Regions from separate parts of the Homo sapiens genome. Here region 1 is linked to region 2. A link is a loop called in an ENCODE intact Hi-C map of the cell type or tissue named here. Cell type or tissue: mammary epithelial cell. All regions are shown on one strand.

Evidence for each region. Hi-C counts contacts between places; a loop is a spot of excess contacts. Peaks named below come from ENCODE experiments on the same cell type or tissue, not always from the same donor. Only the 100,000 strongest peaks of a DNase experiment are listed, where the experiment ranks them.
Region 1: it touches region 2 in a loop (4-fold over the local background); 2 of 110 quality-filtered maps call a loop at or near these places.

What each region holds. Positions count from the first base shown.
Region 1 is chr9:91,722,824-91,730,823 of GRCh38, forward strand. It overlaps ROR2 (receptor tyrosine kinase like orphan receptor 2), which reads right to left. Exons shown (of 9, transcript NM_004560.4): 8 at 3,718-3,920; 9 at 1-2,284. The coding sequence ends at 839. Among named protein-coding and RNA genes, the nearest start is that of MIR3910-2, 90 kb to the left of the region's middle. In mammary epithelial cell, a CTCF peak has its summit at 4,628; no DNase peak of the experiment used is centred here.
Region 2 is chr9:90,981,690-90,989,689 of GRCh38, forward strand. No RefSeq gene overlaps it. Among named protein-coding and RNA genes, the nearest start is that of LINC02957, 11 kb to the right of the region's middle. In mammary epithelial cell, a CTCF peak has its summit at 3,716; DNase peaks (open chromatin) are centred at 3,752, 4,132, 6,072 and 6,822; H3K27ac peaks cover 1,300 bases.

The sequences.
Region 1 (8,000 bases), 740 kb after region 2:
ATACTTCAATGAAAATGGCATATTAAAAACATATAAATTACATTTAAGCTCTGTACATGATTCTTAACAAAAATAACAATACCGTGTTCTGTACAATACTGCTTCCTCTGAACATTCCAAACCCAAGAAACACTTTCCCTTGAATTCCCAAAAAAAGTGGGCAAAATACACATGGAGTATAATTAAAACCATTTCACCAAATACAAAGCTGTCAGTTTCTTTGAAGGCACACATTTTGTTGTATCTCAGGAACTCCCATTTCAGAAGCCCCTTGTCTTCCGACCCCAACAGGCAGCAGAGGGCAGCCTCCGTTCCAGCGAATCTTTGGCTGCTAAAGGGAGAATATTCTCAGCAGGGAGGCAGCAGAAATGGAGCCCCTTCATCCTCAAACCAACAGACCAGATCGGTTGTCAGGAACCTCAAGACCCGAGGTGCCTCCTCGCTGCCTTTTGCAGGCCCTTATTCCCAACGTTTTGAAATATTCACTCCATATATGACATGGAGTGAAGCTGCCACCTATTTTCTTGAAAGGCATTTGCTGCTCACTACCAGTCTACCACCAGAATCAATGTATACAGCCCTGGGGATGACCATGTGTCCTGCTCCCCAGGACGCCGTGCTGCCAGACCCCCTGCCTGGCTTGGGTGCTCCTAGGCAGGGCAGCTCTCTGTGTCAGAGGACAGAGAGGAGCAGGGCTCCACCTCACCCAGTCTGCAAACAAGCCCACTGGCCGGCGGGCTCTTGTGATTGCTGAGTATGGTGTCTTCTCAAAGGTGACTGAGGTCCCTGTGGGGTCTCGGCGGGGCTTCTATCCCCGAACCCCGGGCCCTGGTGCCACTCAAGCTTCCAGCTGGACTTGGGCCTCGTCCACCTGCAGAGTGTCACAGTCCCCCAGCAGCTCAGTCTCTGGGACAGAGCCTTCCTCCTCCTCCTCTGCTTCCTGCACGGTGCTCTGGGCCCCATCTTCTGGGGCGTTCTGTGTGTCATCAGCGCCCTCTGAGAGCAGGGCTGCCCTGTCTGCCATGGATGTGTTGGAGGGGGCCGTGGTGACGTAGCCTGTGCTGGTGGAGCCACTGCCACTGTGGTGTGAGCTGGGCTTGGGGACCATCTGAGGAGGCACCTGCTGCGGGGCCATCTGCATTGGGATCTGCACCGGGTAGAAGTTGGGCAGGTAGGCCCCATAGGCCGGCACCGGCTGGTAGCCGTTGACGGGGACGTAGAGCTGCGGCGGGGGCACCATGGGTCTGATCTGGCCCTTCATGGGGATGAACTGGGGCTGTGGGAAGGGCGGGGCCTTCTGCTTGGGCCCCACGTAGCGGGCGTTGCTCACATTGCTCACTGGGCTGGTGCTCAGGGAGCTGGTCTGCGTGGTGTTGCTGGCCCCCGAGGTCTGCGCCGAGCTGTTGTAGTTGGAAAGGTTGCCCCAGGCTCGGAGCCGGCTGTGGATGTCCTTGAAGCGGGGCCGCCGGCTGGGGAACTCGTTCCAGCACTCGATCATGAGGGCATACACCCAGGCGGGACAGTCATCGGGGCAAGGCAGCACCTGCCGGTTCCGGATCATCTCCACCACATCCTGGTTGGAGTACCCGCAGTAGGGCTGCAGGCCGTAGCTGAAGACCTCCCACAGGACCACACCGTAGGACCAGATGTCTGAGTCGATGGAGAACTTGCCGTACATGATGGCCTCTGGGGCCATCCAGCGGATAGGCAGCAGCGAGTTCCCCAGCAGCTTGTAGTAATCGGCGGCATACACCTCTCGGAAGAGGCCCAAGTCTGAGATCTTCACGTTCAGCTTGTCGTACACTAGCACATTGCGGGTGGCCAGGTCCTTGTGAACCACGTGGTGGCTGGATAGGTACTCCATCCCCGCCGCGATCTGTGCCACAAGGTGCACGAAGTCGGGGGGCTCCAGGGCGGACTTCACCGTGCGGTCATCATCGGTGCTGCCCACGTCCGAGTGCGGCGAGCGCATGACCAGGAATTCGTGGAGGTCGCCGTGCGAACAGTAGCTGAAGATCATGCTCAGGGGCTGGTCCTTGGTCACCACGCCCAGCAGGCAGACGACGTTGGGGTGTTGCAGCCGTGCTCGCAGCATAGCCTCATGCCGGAACTCCTCCCGCAGGGGCCCCTCCGCTTTGTCCTTCAGCGTTTTGATGGCCACAGCCTGGGTCTGCTCCCCCGGGGCAGGGCCGAACAGGTGACCTTTGTAGACTTTCCCAAACCGGTCCTCTCCCAGCTCCTCCATGAACCTCACCGCAGACAGGCTGATCTCTTTGAGTTTGGCCTGTCAAGAAGAAAAGCCCCACGTGAAACATCACTGTCACCGCAGCCCTGGAGGAAGCTGCAGAGCAGCCGGGAGGAGTGGAGTCCCTGTGCGGCCACGACTAGGGGGGCCTTGCAGAAGACCCGCTGGTTTTGCCCACCCAGCCTTGGCCTGCCCACCCACAGCTCTCTAGTTAACCTTAAATACGGCTCTGATGCCAAGGTTGCTTCCCATCTGCAATCTTCCACAGATCCCAACCAGGCTACAAATAAGGTCCCTCCAAAATCCAGCTGGGACACACTGACTTCCTTCCCACTTGTGCATGTGTGGACACACACACACACCCTACAGCCAGGCCCAGGCACCAGCTGCCCTGGGGCTGCCCCGGACATACCCTGCCAGGTTCCCTCCAACCCCCATGTGTGCCGACACATCACGTGAGATGTGATGTCTTTTTCTCATGGACCCCACAGAGGCTTTCCCACGACATTTTTGTCTTGGCAATTTTGTCACTTATAAGAGTCCAAGCCAGTTGTTCTACAGAGGTTCCCTCAATGGGCCTGTCCATGGGCCTCTTGACTAGGGTCTCTGTTAAACATGTTCCTGGAAAGAGTACCCCACAGGTGATAGGAGCCCTGAGAACCCTGCATCTCTCTCGGCCTCTATGACACCAGCTCCTCCCGTGTGGCCAGCCCTCATCCTCCCCAGAGGTTCCTGGGCCTCCGTGCAAGCCCCGGGGCTCTGTGCCCTCCTCGCTGGCCAGCCCCTGCCCATAGCAAACTCTCACCGACTCTGGGACTGAAGAGCCAAGTGCATCAGCTCCCTCCTGGCCACCTTGAAGAGCCCCTGCAAAGCTGGCTGAGAATGATGTTACCTACGGCTTGCAATGAGTGTAAATGCCCTTTTACAACACAACCTGGAGAGGCTGCAGCACATGTTCTCATCTGTTGTATTTCAGTGCCCCACCCCCATCTAAGGCTGCTCTGGGATGAGGGGTGGCCTTTTAGTGGTAGCCTGTCCACCTACTCCCATTTAAGAGCTATTCTCCTATCCTTCCCTGTAAACAAAACAAAGCAAAACCAACCCAACCCAAAAGTGTCAAGAAAAATTATGGGGAGCATTGGAGCCCTGTTGTTCTTGTGTGTCTTCTGGGCAGAGCTGAGGCACCTGGACAGTGAGGACACTCGCTGGGGCCCACAGGGGCAGCATGGTCCAGGCAGAAGGAGGCCCATGGACTCTGGGGCAGTGAATTCCCAACACGCCTGCCATTTATTTTCTAAAGCACACATGTCCTGATCTAGTTTACAGAAAAAAAAAATGGCAAAATGAAGCGGAGTTTAAAATAATTATGTGCTATGTATCAAGTAAATTAAGACATTTAATGTTGGGGGAAACAACCCCTGAGGATTAAACCTGGAAGAGCCACCCGGGTAGAAAATGTAAGGCATGGAGACCTGTTTGTGCTGGTTAATGAGGGGCATTTCCATGTCTTGGCTGGGCGAGGCCATCAGCTGTCGCCGCTGCGGTGTGGACGCAGATGCCTTCTGCTTATTCCGGCACATGCAAACCAAGAAGAAAAGGCAAGCGATGACCAGTGGAATTGCGATGCTGGGGACCAAGATGTACAGAATCCCCATCTTGCTGCTGTCTCGGGGACCTGTGAACAATAAGGCTTTCGTGATTTTTCAGAAAACATCCCTTTTCTACTCTAAGTTCTCTACCAACCCACTCTCCACCTCCAGCCAAAATCTTCACGTGCACGTGTGTCATCACCTAAGTTACACAATGGGGTAAAAGGGCACACCACACCTTAAAAAACATGATGCACCAAAAAATGCACACCCGGCTGCATCCTGGGGAAACAAAACCCAAAACTGCCCAACCTGGAAACAAGCGGGAATATGCAGTATAAAAAGTAAATGAATTCTAATGATCTTAATAACGACCACATCCGCTTTCTGTTCCTGATGTTTGAATACCATCGGAGATAGGTGCTCTGCCCAATTTCACTTTTATCAAGGTCTCCCCAGCTACTGACAAGTTCATGAAATTCACTGGAGACCCTTGTCCAAGGTGAGTGAAACTTGGTACTGGGATTAGACACGATCCTTTTCCTCATTCAACATTTTAATGTTTTCTTCACATTTTTATCTAATGATGACAGATTCTTTTAGGGTAATAATTAAACATGCACTAGATTTAAAAGAGCACCAGTAGTCCATGCTCTTGACCCAATACAATATGCAACAGGGGCACAAGAATTCTTGGAAAGCACTGGGTACCAAGATTCAAGGCCACCAGCTACCTTCCCTGCATTTTTTTTTTTTTTAAATCACAGGGAAAAGTAACTCTTTGTCTCCCTCTACAGGATTTACAGAAAGGTACAGGGGGCACACCAGGCAGGCTGAGGTGACCTCAGATTCTGAGCAGGACTCCAGGCAGGGCTGGCTCCTCCCAGGCTGCGTGGCCCCAAGCACCCCACACGTCAAAGCAATTGAATGTAAGACAAAGTGGTGCCGTTTCAGGACGCTGACCCTAAGCCTGGTGGAAGGTGAGTTCTCTAGAGAGCCACTTTCCCACATCCCCAGAAAACCACGGTGTTCTGTTTTCTCCTTAACCTTGCAAATAACTATATCAGACTTAGAGGGCCCCATGGCCAGGGGGCAAAGCGCTTCTCATCTGGAAGCAAACAAGTGATTTCTGGTCAGTGTGAGGCCTAAAAGAGCTAACTCGGTTCTAAAAGTGAACATGCTACTGCCACCTTAGGAAAAAAGCACCTTGTCCCAAAACCCAGCCTTGCCCCACCCCTGCTCCCCCAAATAAGAAGAAATCAAGTAAAACCACAAACAAAACTTTCTTCTGGCCCCACCTAGCAGCTTCCCCTCTGAAAGGGTTCTGAGGCAGGTGTTCCAGAAATCTTCGGGGCACTGGGGATGCCGATTCATTCTTTTTTACTAGGGTTTGGTTCATTTTTCATTATTAAGGTTAGCAGGAGAGTCCAGGCCACTCTCACGCCAAGACCAGAGGTGTGAGCTCACACTGACACCATCACCTGCTTTTATTATCTACTTAACATTACCAACATGACTCATGCTTACTGGGAAAAACTGTAGTATTACAGAAATGTGGCCTTTCAAAAGATAGTATTTCTAACAGTCCTCTTTCCCAAAGGCTATAAATGGTTAAGTTTCGTGTTCTCCTAACTTTATGTATATTTTAGGTTGAACCACATGGAACAACCGATATTCAACTATTCTGACATATAGACACAGTAGTTTTATATGGTTTTCTTAATTCGAATGTTGAATGAACTTTATTTTATTTATTTTTGAGACAGAGTGTTTGTTTATTTATTTATTTTTGAGATGGAGTCTCGCTCTATCTCCTAGGCTGGAGGGCAGTGGTGGGATCTCAGTTCACTGCAACCTCTGCCCCCTGGGTTCAAGTGATTCTCCTGCCTTAGCCTCCCGACTAGCTGGGATTACAGGCGCCCGCCACCATGCCTGGCTAATTTTTATATGTTTAGTAGAGACAGGGTTTTGCACTGTTGGCCAGCCTGGTCTTGAACTCCTGACCTCAGGTGATCCGCCTGCCTTGGCCTCCCAAAGTGCTGGGATTACAGGCGTGAGCCACCACACCCGGCCTAAATGAACTTGATTTTAAATAGAATCGTGTCATCCATATTTTCCTGCTCCTGTTTTTTTGGCAGAATAAAATCTCTTGGACAGCAGCTCATGTTGGAGCAGATAGATATGTGTGTTCTCCCACAGCTGCATGCCACTCCACAGCACAGGCGTCTCCAACTGCCCCATCCAGCCCTACTGATAAACAGTCTGTTTTATGTTTAGCTCTCACAAGTGATTCTGCAATAAATATCCTTCCATTTATGCCCTGTAAGTACAAACCTGCGATACAAGATTCTAAGAATTGACTGGTCCAAAATCATACATTTTTTTCATGCTTTGATTTATTTTTAATTACAAAAGTAATTCCTACTCACTGTAAAAAAAAAAAAAAAAGTCTTGTATTTGAACACTTTTGTAGGTCTGGGGAAATCACTGCTAAAAGTTTGATATCCATCTTTCCAAAACCTCGTAAAAGTCAGGAGCCTGTGTGTGCTCACACACAAACTCCCACTCATTTTCCTTTTGCCAGAAACAAAACAATAAGCAAAAAAGCACCTCTAACACAGTTCTGTCCTACAACCTGCTTTTGTTCCTTACAGGGCACAGGGCCATCCTTCATTGCAGGACAGCTTTAAGGTCTGGAGTGCTCCAGAGTGCCTAGACCGCAATTTGAATGACTGATAATTTCATTCTTAAAATTTGTTCTCCCATAATGAACACATTCTTGAAGATTTGTGTCTGATCTGCTGAGCCAGAGGCAATGCCAAATCTGGAGCTGCTGAATCACACATCAGGAAGGTCATTAGTGCCAGTGTTTATTTCCTGCACTTCGGAGTAGAGACACGCGGGCCTGCACCCCAGGAGGAGATCTCCAGGTGCATGGTGAGCCCAGCCTCGCTTCACCGGCTGCTCTCTCTTTATCCGCGGGTGCCCACTCATTCACCAATTGCTGCTTCCAGCTCCCAGCCCAGCCTTGGTTACCCTGCTGCCTGGACTGGTGAACCGGGCATGACTAAGACAGAGGTGAGAACTGTCGAAGCTGTCAACCATCAGCCACGTGAGCTTCCATATTCATGACATTACAGACACACTTGCAAGGAATGAGGACAAGCAATGAATTCTATTTTCGCCTCACTCCACCAAACCTAAGTGTAAAATCTGAGAAGCAGTGAAAAGCTCAAAAGCTGGTGGGTGGAAGGGAAATATTTTTACGAATATTAGGAACTACTGAGCAATAATGGTGTTTTTTGTTTTTTGTTTTTGAGAAAAGGTCTTGTTTTGTTGCCTAGACTGGAGCGTAGTGGCACCATGATGGCTCACTGCAGCCTTGAACTACTGGGCTCAAGCAATCCTCCCACCTCCACCACCCAAGTAGGTGTGCCACCACGCCTGGACAATTTTTGTATTTTTTGTAGAGACGGGTTTTTGCCATGTTGCTCAGACTGGTTTCAAGCTCCTGGGTTCAAGAGATCCACCCGTCTTGGCCTCCCAAAGTACTGGGATTACAGGTTGTGAGCCACCGCACTGGGAGATAATGTTAATGGAGAAACAAAATGTCAAAGTGAATATCCCAGGACCATCCATACATGGGAAAAGGGCTGATGGAAGGGGGTGGGCCAAAACGCAAACAAGTCACTACTGGGTGGTAACATTAGGGGTGATCTGACATTACTCTTCAGACTTTTCTATATTTTAAAATGTCTTGTAATGGTCAGATGTTACTTTCATAACAACCAATAACTTGCGTTATTTATTTATTTATTTTTGAGACAGGGTCTCACTCTGCTGTCCATGCTGGAGTGCAGTGTCACAATCTTGGCTCACTGCAACCTCCGCTTCCCAGGCTCAAGTGATTCTCCTGCCTCAGTCTCTTGAGTAGCTGGGATTACAGGCATGTGCCACCGCACCTGGCTAATTTTTGTATTTTTATGGGGTTTCACCATGTTGACCAGGCTGGTCTTGAACTCCTGACCTCAAGTGATCTGCCCACCTCGGCCTCCCAAAGTGCTGGGATTATAGGCATCAGCCACTACGCGTGGCCCAACAGCTTTATTTAAAATGGTCACTGTGGTAAGATCAGGGGTCTCTGGTCGCCACCGTACAGAGGCACA
Region 2 (8,000 bases):
ATATATAGAACATAGGAAAGGCTTTCCTAAGGAAAGTGTAAAACCCAGAAGCCATAAATGGAAAAACTGACTAATTTAACCACATAAAGTTTGAAACCATCTGCACAATGAAAAACAGAAAAATTAAAAAGATAAATGTTGGTTTCAAAAGAAAGCGTTTATACCCATAGATATTTTCTGAACTCTGACTAATCAGTAAATGTAAGATAACTCCTAGAAAACTGCAAAGGAAATGAACAAGTGTCACCAAAAGGGAGAAATACCAGTGGCCAGTGTGTGTCTTTCAACGTTCAATCTTGCTCATCCTCAATGAATTGCAAATCAAAGACCATCAACTGACAAAGAAAAAAAAATTTTTTTTTTTTTTGAGACAGAGTCTCACTCTGTTGCCCAGGCTGGAGTGCAATGGCATAATCTTGGCTCACCTCAACCTCCGCCTCCTGGGTTCAAGTAATTCTCCTGCCTCAGCCTCCCGAGTAGCTGGGCTTACAGGTGTGCACCACCACATCTGGCTAATTTTTGTATTTTTAGTAGAATTGGGGTTTCACCACGTTGGCCAGGCTGATCTTGAACCCCTGACCTCATGTGATCCACCTGCCTTGGCCTACCAAAGTGTTGGGATTGCAGGCGTGAGCCAACCACACCCGGCCAACAAAGAAAGTTTTTAAAGTTGAAAATAAACACTGTCGGCAAGAGTTTGAAGCACTGTCATATATTTTGTCTGCAGGAGTATAGAAAAGTAAAGCCTGCACTGTCAATATGCATATCAGTGACCCACTGATACTTCTAGCTTTGTATATCTACAAAAATACTGAAACACAAACATTGTGGTATTGAAAACTTGAAAATAACTCAAATGTTCATCAAGAAGAAAATGGTTACGTAAAATATGATATACTCATATGATCCAATATTATTCAGCTCTTTAAAATAATAAGGAAGAGGCTACAGACTAACATGGAAAACAATCTCCAAGCTATATTTTTAAAAAGATAAGTATAAAACATTATGTACTATGTGATCTAATACATGTAAAAAATGATCCAAGTATATGCACATGTACAGGTTTATTAAGGCAGAAGAAAATACTTGAAGGCTTCATAGCCAGAACCATTTCCAAAAAGTGAATTTTTATTCTGTTTCCTGGTCTGTGGCTTGGATCTTTACAATGAGACTGTATTGCTTGTCTGTGGCTCCTTTGTTTTTTCATTTTTCAAGAGTAGGGGAAAGTTGAGGAAGGCCCATGATTTATCTTTCTTATGACTCTTTAATTTAATAATTTAAAATTATTCATACCATTTTTAAATACAGTCTTAGTCATCTCCATCGTCGTTGTCATCATCATCCAGGTTTGCAGTCATGGAGCACCCTTCCGTGCATGGGACATGTTACATATGTCATGTCTGATGCCCATCACCATTCTGCAAAGGGGATATTGTTATCTCTTTTTTTTTTTAGATGGAGTCTTACTCTGCTGCCCAGGCTGGAGTGCAGTGGTGTGATCTTGGCTCACTGAAACCTCCACCTCCCAAGTTCAAGAGATTCTTCTGCCTCAGCCTCCTGAGTAGCTGGGATTACAGGTATGCACCACCACACCTGGCTAATTTCTGTATTTTTAGTAGAGATGGGGTTTCACCATGTTGGCCAGGCTGGTCTCGAACTCCTGGCCTCAAATGATCTGCCCACCTTGGCCTCCCAAAGTGATGGGATTACAGGCATGAGCCACCTCATTTGTCCTTTTGATAGACAAATAATCTGGGACTCAGGGATGTTATACAACCGCCAAAAGCAGAGCAGGGATGGAGCCATTGTTGGGCTCCTACTTCTCTCTCCACCCCCTGGTGGCTTTCAGGAGACATATCCTGAGTAGGACCCTTTCAGAGGCCCTGCCCTCCCACGGGACACATTCAGGATGCTCCCACACCCCTGGCTGTCATTGCACCATGTCCACACTGGAGCTGACATCTGCAAGGGCATCCGGCCAGCCAGGCCTTCCCCTGGGTACTCTGAAGTCAAGTTGGCCATAGGATGCCAGCAGGAACACCACCATCTTCATATACTTATATATACATGTATACACACACATATACATACATGTACAAACACACAGATACACTCACCTATATATACATGTTTTTGATAGAAACTCAGCTTCTCTGGGCACCAAAAGCAATCATGCTGAATGGAATTGGACATAGGCAAAATTGTGAAGAATAATAAGGCCTCCTCGTATTTTCCTCTCATTTCCCATTCAGCACATAGTGTTATTTGATGTAGGCTGAGCATCAAATCGCATCATGGGCAGGGAATGCAGGTATGGGAGGACTCCTGGATGGACTGGACCAGGTATTCCTCCAGCCCTCCCACCCCATTCTTCTGTGCAGGGTGCTTACCAATGCACCACCCCTGGCATTTATAAAAGCAAACAGTGTGTTCTGGCTAGAATCCTCCCCTTCTCTGTTTAGCCACATGCTTCTCCCCTCCCTTGCTTTGCCTTCAGGAGTCAGTGCAGGCTGACCGCCTGTGCCCAGATGCAGCACTCAGTCTGTCTAAGGTTCCAAGGCTGACTGCACTTCCTCCCTCCTCCCAGCCTGTTGCCCTTCATGCCTTTCCCTGGGCTACCTCCCACCTCCACCCTCCCAAGAAAAACTACCTCCCTCCTTACACACTGACGACAGGTAGTGGCTTCAAGTTGTCCTCATCTTATAATATATATGTAATATATACTTGAAACTTTCCATAGCCAAACCCAGGAAATTCTGGTACTAATGGGTACCCATGAAATCCAGAAGAAGGGACTATTTGTGGGAAAGTGAGCCTTTTGGTCCCCAGTGCTATCCGTTCTCTCTTTTGATATGTGTAATTGCTGTTTTAATGTCATACAGTTAAAATGAGCATGCACAAAGTAAAATGTCATCAAAATCCTCCCATGAAGTGGCTCCCTGCAGCTCATGGACTTAAAGGTGAAAATACACACTTACTCGTCTCCAAAGCCAGTTGTTAGGAATCTTTCTTAGAGATCCCATTTTCATAGGAATTCCAGAATCTCATTTATTTATAGCTGTCCTGCATCAACAATGAATACATTGAATACAACTGGAAGTGCCAATTCCTTCCTGAGTTTAAAATTTATACTGGTGTCTAGTAAATGGCTCTCAGAGAACTTCCTTGGGTTCCAATCATTAAGGGGTGCCAATGAATCATCCAAGATCAAGAAAGAGAGAAAACACTACTGCTACACCTCCTTTTAGAAACAGCATGGGGGGGCCAGGCACGGTGGCTCACGCCTGTAATCCCAGCACTTTGGGAGGCCGAGGCCAGCGGGTCACCTGAGGTCAGGAGTTCCAGACGAGCCAGGGCAACATGGTGAAACCCCGTTTCTACTAAAAATACAAAACTTAGCCAGGCATGGTGGTGCATGCCTGTAATCCCAGCTACTTGGGAAGCTGAGGGAGGAGAATCACTTCAACCCGGGAGGCAGAGATTGCAGTGAGCTGAGATCATGCGACTGTACTCCAGGCTGGGTGACAGAGCGAGACACCATCTCAAAAAAAAAAAAAAAAGAACATGGGGTTTCATCTGGAAGGATGGTTCTTGTCAGCGGATGTGGGAGCCATGTGAGTGTAGAGAGGAATGGAGAGTGAGGATGTAGAGCTCGTACGTGCTCCACACCTACCAGTGTGAGGCCAAGCAGCCCTGCTCTAGACCTCACAGTAGGAGGAGCTGTGGGTCCAGCAGAGGGTTCCTTTCCCTGCCGTCCCCGGAGATCTGAACCTTTCTCTAGATAGTCATACATACTGGACAAATAGGGCAAGATCTTCTACTACGAAGATGTATGTGGTCCAACACATAGCCCAGATTTACGTGGCCTGTCGATGCACACACTAACCCTTGCTGCTATTAGCTCTCCTCCCTAATAGGTAAGAGCACTGATTTTTCCTTAAGCGTGCTATTCTGGAAAAATCTACATGATGCCTGCTCTGGTCTGGCCATGTGACAGTTCTTCCAGAGGGACTTATATGTTCCTGTGGGTTCTGGGACTGGAAACACCTTATCTTGGGAGATGTCTCACACTTAAGTTGAGCAAATGATTTCCCTTCTCGGCTTTTTCACGGTGGATTCACAGGCACATGGTTTCTGTCTGAATGTGTAGAAAACAATTATCTCATCTCATCCACTCACTGTCCTGACTGTCAGAACCTGCCCTTACAAGTCCCAAATCCAGCTGTGTTTCTTCTTCAGTTACAAAAGGAAGTAGAAGATGATCTATTTTAAACTGCCATGGGGAAAACACAATGGGAATCAACAATTCAATTTTTCTTTAACTTTGTTAAGAGAAACTCATTTTTATCAAGCCGTATTGGGAATATAAAAGTAGAAGCTAGAAGGGAAGCAGTGTTGCCTATAATTTGTGTCTGGTCCTGAACATATGCTTTCTTATTTCTTGCACCCGTTTAACCCAGCACAAATCTTATGTATTTCCTACATCATTCATTGTTTTGTGCTTGAAAAAATATTTTTCTCTACATTCATCTTTCTCTGTGGGCTTCCTATTCCTTGACACTCTTTTTGACATCAGAGTCAACTTCCTCCTCAACCTGTCCAAATATTCTCTGACTTATTATTGAATGACTGCATTGGCACTCACCAGATTAGAGTAATTTCCAAGCTAATAATTACACTGGGCAGAGCCACAGACACACACAATCTCACACACACACTCACACACACACACACACACGTGTCTCCAGGCATCCCCTGCAGCCTTTGGCTTCACACATACCACATCATAATGCTGCTGGGAATGGGGAGGTTCCTCCGCTAGGTCCATCGAAGCACCCAGATTAAAATATGGTGACCATTTTATTATTTTATCAGACCAGAAAGGAGAAGCCACGGCCCTTAAAATATAGGTGCCCTTAAAGGAAAATTGAATGAATAATTTTAAGCTGAATACGAGTGTGGAAATCCAAGTTACATGATAACCGCTGGCCTGATGTTCTCATGGCACAGTCTTGATTAATACTTTTTAGCCTACTGCTATATGTTTACTGAACCCCTCAGGACAACTTTAATTGGTTCTGAAAAAGCCTGAATATGCCACATTATTCTAGAAGATGACAGTAACAGGTTGGGTGACCTGTGAAGCAGATTCGCAATCAAAATGAATGATTGTTTGTATTTTAAGCCTCTGAGTCTGGGTGTTTGTTATGCAGAAGTACTGAGGTCTGGGACATCCCTGTGAGCTCCCCATCTTCCTATTCCAGCAGGGTATTTTCTGTTAGCCCAATCCTGTTTCTTTCTTAGGCCATCAACCTCCACAAGATCACAGAGCACAGTGAGAGATAATCTATGTTATACACCCAGGAGGTCCAAAAATTTGGTTCCAAAACTTCCTACTAATGTAGAAAAGCATAAGGAACCTTGGCTCCATATAACCATCAATTTAATGCACATTTCAAAATAATTTCAAATGGTAATTTCAAAATAATATATACCAATATTTTTAATATATTACTATGATATATTATGTACTAATATGTTAATAATTAATATAAATGATAACAACATTTAATATGGAAACTTCCCCTGAAGCTCATGACAGAAAATCATACTAGTCCTTGTCTCCTGGCAGGAAATAAGGAAATAAATGTAGAGTATCTAGATTGAATCTGAACCAAGTATAATATATCACGCAACTGCTGGCATCTGATGCATATGTTGGCATAACTTGAAGACATGATAGTCTTTCTCAAATGAATAATTATCTCTGGTTTAACAGGGCCTATTTCATCCAGTTAGCAGTCCTTATATGCAAAAGGATGAAGATACTGGACAGGACAAGCCCCCTGTGATGAGGGCTGCAGGAATGTCATAAAATCTTCTCCCTTACATGTGTGTGGACTTGCTGTGGGTGGCATGAATAACCATGGCATGATAGTGATAAGTATATAAAATAAAGGGAAAATTCAATGGTCATTACTTGTTTTCTTCCCTCCTCTACCTGCAGAAACAGCACCACAGTTGCTTGGGAACATTTCCAGCAACTCTCCAGAACTGATGGAAGATCAGATACGAGGTAGTTGGCAGGCAATGACTAACTAGCTGTTGCAGTTAAGAAGAGGTATAAAACCCTTCTGGTTGGTAGGCCCACACTCTCCATAATGACCTGATCCTCTGTGTGTTTATATAATGGGAAACCCAGGAAGAAAATGCTCTGTTCTCATCAACGTGTGTCTGAATTGTTACTCTTCAGTTTATTTCCATTATTTCCTAACTCTCAGAACGGGAGTATATCCCTGCGACTGAAGAAATAACATTTCTCAAGGAACACTACAGTGGCCTGTATTTTCCAAAGATGACACCAACAATATGTTCCCAATCCACAGATTCTCCTGCAATGTGACGGTCAGACCCTTTGACCACTTTGTCCAATAGAACACAGCAGAGAGAATGCTGTTCCACTCGTGGTTGTCCTTAACAGGTCTGGGAACTTTCACTTCCTGCTTTGTGAAAGCCAAGCGCCATGAAAGAGGTATGGCGATCTGAAGACCACCAACCTGTGAGTAGTCCAGGTTCCACTGACAGGCCCTGAAGGATGAGGATGTCACGTGGAGAGGGAAAAGCAAGGAGCAGCATCAAGTGACAGTCCTAGCCAGGCAGAGCAGAGAAGAACCACCCCAGACAAGCCCCTGAAATATTTCAGACACACAAAATCATGAGTTTTAAGCCATTACTGGCTTGTTGAGGTTCCTATGACTCAGCAATAGATAACTAAAACAGGTTCCAGTGTTTATCCCAGTTTTGCCCAATCCCAATCTTCACTGAAGGATGCCATTTGACCATCAATTAGTCGCTGTGTCCTCTAAGGAAGCATGCAGACAGCAAGTTTGTGGTGTTTACTAAAGAAACACTCTATGTTTGACCCATTGCACTGGACACAGATGGCTGCCTTGAGAGTCAGGGCTCCTATGGTACATATGTCTTTATTTTATAAGCAGGATGACCATATTTTCTGAACCACAGACCCAGGAATGTGGTTTGACAATTATAAATGCAATCAGGAGGCAAGAAGACCGAATATTTTAAATCAGCACTACCCCAGAAAATACGGAAATTATACTGGTTGTGCTTACTGTCTGTCGTGTTTTATAAATAAACCTTAGACAATCTACGTACCCTTCATGTTTCTACTCCTTTGTTAGTAATAAACTACTACATCCTTCACAGATTGTGGAGATTAAATGAGATAATTCACACATAATCAGGAGACTATATGGCACATTGTAGAACTGCTCCATAAATATTAGCTAATTACATTTTTATAGTTGCTATCTCTTTATGTCCCTTTCATATACCTTAAGTACAGTAAGTGTTCAATAAATAGTTGTTTATGGAAGTTAAGGTTGTTTGTTGGGATTATGGAGTCTATTAGTTGGCTATTGTTGTGTAACAAATTACCATAAACTTAATGGCTTCAAACAACTTCCATTCATTATCTCACAGTTCTGTAGGTCAGAAGTCCAAGTGGGCTCAACTGGGGTCTCTACTTAGGGTCTTTCAGGGCTGAAATTTTGGCTGGGCTGGGCTCTAACCAAGGTTCTGAGGAAGAGTCTGCTTTTAAGCTTGTTCAGGTTGATGGGAGAATTCCATTTTTTGCTATTGCTTGACTGACTTCTCCATTTCTTTGTTAGCTGTCAGTCAAGGGCCATTCTCAGCTCCTAAGGCCATTTGCATTCTTTGCTCCATGGCCTCCTCTATCTTCAAAGCCAGTAATTGTTCATCAAATACTTCTCATACTTGGAATCTCTCTGACTTCCTCTTCTTCTACCAATCAGATAAAACTCCACTTTAAAAAAATAGATTTAGGAGGTACAAGTGCAGTATTGTTACATGTATGTGGATATATTTCATCATGGTGAAATCTGGACTTTTGCGTACACGTCACTCAAATAGTGAACATTGTACCAAATAGGTAGTTTTTTAACCTTCACCCCATT